Linked DNA regions of Homo sapiens: region 2 is linked to region 1. Evidence: chromatin loops called from intact Hi-C (ENCODE). Cell type or tissue: dorsolateral prefrontal cortex. All regions are shown on one strand. Region 1 holds the start of LINC02558 (long intergenic non-protein coding RNA 2558). Region 2 overlaps SLC5A1 (solute carrier family 5 member 1).

Region 1 (2,500 bases):
TACTAAAAACACAAAAATTAGCCAGGCGTGGTGGTGAGTGCCTGTAATCCCAGCTACTCAGGAGGCTGAGGCAAGAGAATCATTTGGACTCGGAAGGGAGAGGTTGCAGTGAGCAGAGATCGCACCACTGCACTTCAACCTGGGCAACAGAGCAAGACTCAAAAAAAAAAAAGAGGCCGGGCGCGGTGGCTCACGCCTGTAATCCCAGCACTTTGGAAGGCTGAGGTGAGCGGATCACGAGTTCAGGAGATCGAGACCATGCTGGCTAAGACGGTGAAACCGCGTTTCTACTAAAAATACAAAAAATTAGCCGGGCGTGGTGGCGGGCGCCTGTAGTCCCAGCTACTCGGGAGGCTGAGGCAGGAGAACGGCGTGAACCCGGGAGGCCGAGCTTGCAGTGAGCTGCACTCCAGCCTGGGCGACAGAGCGAGACTCCGTCTAAAAAAAAAAAAAACAAAACAACAGCAACAACAACAACAAGAACAAAAAACAGAAAAAGCAAGGCCTGGGCTCCACATATTTCCTCCCCTCACCATCCTCCATGGACTCTGTTCGCCCTCACAGTGTGCAGGGCTCGGGGACCCAGGTGACAAGGGCCGACCTGCCAGCCGACCACCTGGCAGGAACCGCAATGGTTGGGCGGATACAGTGGCTCTGCCTGTGATCCCGGAGCTTTGGGAGGCCGAGGCGGGAGGATGGCTTGAGCCCAGGATGTCGAAGCTGAGTGAGCCGAGATGACGTCACTGCACTCCAGCCTGGGTGACATAGTGAGGTGACCCCTCTCATAAAAAGAAAAAGAAAAGGAAAGAAAGTGAGAGAAATAGAGAGAGAAGGAAGGAAAAGAAAGAAAGAAAAGACAAGAAAAAAGAGGGAGAAAGGCAAGGGAAAGACAGGAAACGCAGGGACTGACTGAGGGACTGATGGAGGAGGCGTGTGAGCCGGGCTGGGGACGCGACTGACTGATCGGCTGACAGGATGACCAGCTGCACTGGGGTTGCTGAGGGGTGGCAGCGACAGCCAGCCTCTCAGCCTCGGTTTCCGCCTGCCTCCTGCCTCAAGCCAACTCACTGCGTGGCCTACCCCGACACTAACCGGCGCCTGAACCAAAACCCACGGAGCCTGGCGGCCGCGGCTCCCTCAGAGAGTCGCCCTAGACCCTGCGCGGCTCCACAGCGCCACCTCGAGGCTGCGCCTGGAAGGGAGGGGCTGGGGAAGTGGGCGGAGTCAAGGGCGGGGCTACAGGTGGAGCGTCGGCAGGAGCTCCAGCATCCCCTTTCCCGGGACGCCGCTCCTCTTCCCCGCCTCCTTGGCTCTCCCCCGGAGCCTCTTCCTCCTCCCCCGTTCGAGTGGGCAGGTCCCCGCGGGAGCCTGAGTCGCACTGCAGACCTATCCTGTGACCTGAAAGAAACTCCCAGTTCCCCATTAGACCCCCTGGCAGCCTGGGCATCCCGGCGGTTCCAGGGACCCGCTGGGGCGGATGACGGCCGAACCTTTGGGCGCCAGGCTGGCAGTAGACGTGATAGAGGTGAAAACCCCACCACCCTCTTAATCCCCAGAAATGCTACAGGATTCTGGGGGGCCTGAGCGAGCAGCTGAGGACAAGGGCCGATGATATTTGCTTTATTTGTTACTGGGCTTGCTCCCTCCCCCGCATCCCGCTGCTCTTCACACTTGCAAGCTCACCTGACTGCCAGGTGGCCGGTCTGGAGCATGGCGAGCACCTTCGAGCCCCATAGATGGCAGCACAGGCCTAAGAAAAGTCGTACCAGAATGGTGTCTCCCTTCCAAACTCAGGCCGGGAGAGATAGAGCCACTTAGGGGAGAAAACTAATGTCCAGAGTGGCAGAAACATCCTCACATCCCGAAGGGTCTTGAACCCTAACTTCTTGCCCCAGGACAAGAAGACAAGGCAGAGTAAAGAGAGGCTCACAGGGAGAGGCAAGTGACAGTTCAGAACACAGGTGCACCATGCCACGCGACTGTGGGCGTCTCCTCACCTCTCTGAGGCCGTTTCCTGAACTGTAAAATCAGGGACAAGAAGGATACCTGCGTCACGGGATGTTCTGAGATTAACTGAGATGCTGCATGCAAATCACTTAACCACAGGGCATGTGGTAAGTGCTCTAATATATGTAAAGCAACGTTCCACTGCTTTTTGTTTGTTTGTTTTTGAGACACAGTCTCGCTCTGTCACCTAGGCTGGAGTACAGTGGCATGATCATAGCTTACTGCAGCCTCAAACTCCTGGGCACAAGTGATTCTCCCACCTTAGCCTCCTGAGTGGCTGGGACTATAGGTATAGCTATCGAGCCCAGCTAATTTATCTTTTTTTATGTTTTGGAGAGATGGTGTCTTTCTACATTGCCCAGGCTGGTCTGGACCTCCTGGCCTCAAGCAATCCTCCCGCCCTGGCCTGCCAACGTGCTAGGATTACAGGACTGAGCCACCATGCCCTGCTGAGTGTGATGTCTTTTTTACTGTGTCAACTTGGCTAGACTAA
Region 2 (2,500 bases), 110 kb before region 1:
CTATTTATGCACCAGCTTCTTGGGTGGCCACTTGAGTCCTCTTCTGAAACCTCTGTGTGTGAGTCACTGCCTTTCTCCCTCCTTACAGGGGCTCCCAGTCCCTGACACATCAAATCCAAGGCCTCTGCCTGGCTTTCCAAACCCCAGTATACTGTGTTCAAAACACACAGTATGCTGTGACCTCATCTGAACTATCAAGCTATATGGTCCCCACAAACCCCCACGATCCTTCAGTGGCCACCCTCCTCCAGCCAAGAGCATCTGCGTGCCCACCCTGCCTCCACTCCCCTGTGCTCACTTATTTCTGCACCTGCCACTGCTCTGATTCTCCCACCTTAGCTAAGTCATCTCCACAACCCACAGGGCCCAGCTCTGCATGCACTCCTGTGAGAAGCTGCCCTGACTATCCCAGCCAACACCACAGCTTTCTGAAACCACTTGTATAACTTGGAGGGTCTATGAGTTGGTACTAAGCAAATACCTCACTCCCAAACTCTTACCTGAGTGTATCTCTCCTCAAGAAGAGAAACCACCTCTCCTACTTCCCTTTATCCTTCACTAGTGCCTGATCCCGAGCTGGGTTTGAGGTGCTGGTTTATTTGAATGGACTCACCTGTAATTGTGTAAAGGGCAGTGATTGCCAATAAGAGAAAGATGGCTAAATACAGATTCAGGCCTAAGGCCAGATTGATGAATATGGCCCCCGAGAAGATGTCTGCCTGGAAGGAGAGGAGAGGCGGAGTTAGGAGGGAGAGTGGTCAGCTGCCTACAGGGCCTGTAGTCTCTCTACTCCTGATTTTCCAAGCAAGCTTTATTCAAGATGATAATACGTATTCCATGAGAAAAAGAATTCCATGGTCAAAAAGGTCTATAAAATGCTAAACAGAATTAAGGCAGTTTCTTTGCCACACAACTTTTCTGAGCCTTTAATATATGCCATGTACAGTCATCCCCAGGGAGGGAACACGGTACATGACATCTCACAAACTCACTCAACTATTGAACTCTTTTTGCCAAGGAACAGCTATTAACACTTAGAGGTTCCTTGCAAGTCACCTGTAGACTGTTGCTCTGAGCTATTGTCCATCTTTTGCACCTCAGTGTACACAGGTTTATCAGAGCTCGTCCCCAAAAGCAAGTCTGAGTGCTGGAGAGTCCATAAGTGAGAAACCCCACCCCCACCCAGGAGCGGGGAGAAACTTAGCAAGTTTGTAATTTTAACTCCCCAACCCGGATGCAGTCCATCTTGACTCAGACACAACCAGAACATCACCAAGCACCTCTTACATAGCAGGCTTGGTACTTGCTGGTTTTATTTAGATTATTTCATGTAATTTCTGGGAGAATTGCTCCCTCCTCACTCCTGAATTCTTGATGCAGTTCTTCCATCTTCACCCTTTCTCCTCCTTCCTGTCTCTTTCAGCCTTCTCCTAATGAACCTTCTACCTGGCTGGATGGTGCAGTTGCTCATATAAACCAGCAGAGAGCACCAGGGTCACCCCAAATGCATGTTCATGTCATCTCCAAAACAATACCAGGGAGGGTAGTATTAAGGGATGATCATGGTGAGTCTTTTTTATTTATTTATTTTTTGACAGAGTCTCACTCTGTCGCCCGGGCTAGAGTGCAGTGGTGCGATCTCAACTCACTGCAACCTCTGCCTCCTGGGTTCAAGCGATTCTCCTGCCTCAGCCTCCTGAGTAGCTGGGATTACATGTGTGCACCACCACACCCAGCTAATTTTTGTATTTTTAGTAGAGACAGGATTTCACCATGTTGGTCAGGCTGGTCTCGAACTCCTGACCTCGTGATCTGCCTGCCTTGGACTCCCAAAGTGCTGGGATTACAGGCGTGAGCCACTGCGCCCAGCTGAGTCTTTTGTTTTCAAATCTCCAGGTGTGGACGAAACTGGACTTCCCTAGATGGAATGAATGCACGAACTGTTTTCACTGCACAAACCCTAACATTTCACGGCACGCAAACAGCACCCAGACGGAGCCTTGGGGATGGGCCAGCAGGGTTGGACTCTTACTTCTCACATCTCCTCTTATATCTTGCATCTCCTCTCTAGTTCCGTTTCCCAGTCCCCATCCCATTGCTGCTCCTGAGGGCCCTCCAGTGTTTAAGTTTCCCACCATACCTGCCTGTCCCTCCTATGAGAATCTCCTATTCCCTCCCTCCATCAGTTAGCAAAGAGCACATCTAATACCAACTCCATGCTTCTGAGCTAACACGTGAGCCCTGGAGGGTGATTCGACCTCCTTCCCGAAGGTGGGCCTTTTGAGGACCTGATGCCATAGTTCCCCTCTGCCCAGATCTCCCCTGAAGATTCTCTCACCCAGGGGACCCAATGTCACCATCTTCCCTGGTGAAGGAGGGGAGGCAGAGCCAGGAGGTGGGAGGAGAGATGGTGAGTTAGAAAGAAACTCCTCTCTCCCTGGAGTTAGCAGTCAGAAGAACCAGCATTTTAGCCCCAGTGCCGCCACTCTAGGCCTGCAAA

What was found. Hi-C counts contacts between places; a loop is a spot of excess contacts. Peaks named below come from ENCODE experiments on the same cell type or tissue, not always from the same donor. Only the 100,000 strongest peaks of a DNase experiment are listed, where the experiment ranks them.
Region 2: a loop joins it to region 1, with 2.4 times the contacts of the local background. A loop is called at or near these places in 77 of 110 quality-filtered maps.

Annotation. Positions count from the first base shown.
Region 1 is chr22:31,969,505-31,972,004 of GRCh38, reverse strand. It overlaps LINC02558 (long intergenic non-protein coding RNA 2558), which reads right to left and starts at 1,182. Exons shown (of 5, transcript NR_149128.1): 1 at 1,093-1,182. RefSeq lists enhancers at 1,823-1,932, 2,003-2,052. In dorsolateral prefrontal cortex, CTCF peaks have their summits at 998 and 1,197 (motif pointing left); DNase peaks (open chromatin) are centred at 722, 1,184 and 1,714; H3K4me3 peaks cover 1,246 bases; H3K27ac peaks cover 955 bases.
Region 2 is chr22:32,080,085-32,082,584 of GRCh38, reverse strand. SLC5A1 (solute carrier family 5 member 1) reads right to left here. Exons shown (of 15, transcript NM_000343.4): 6 at 614-719. Among named protein-coding and RNA genes, the nearest start is that of SLC5A1, 38 kb to the right of the region's middle. In dorsolateral prefrontal cortex, a CTCF peak has its summit at 1,482 (motif pointing right); no DNase peak of the experiment used is centred here.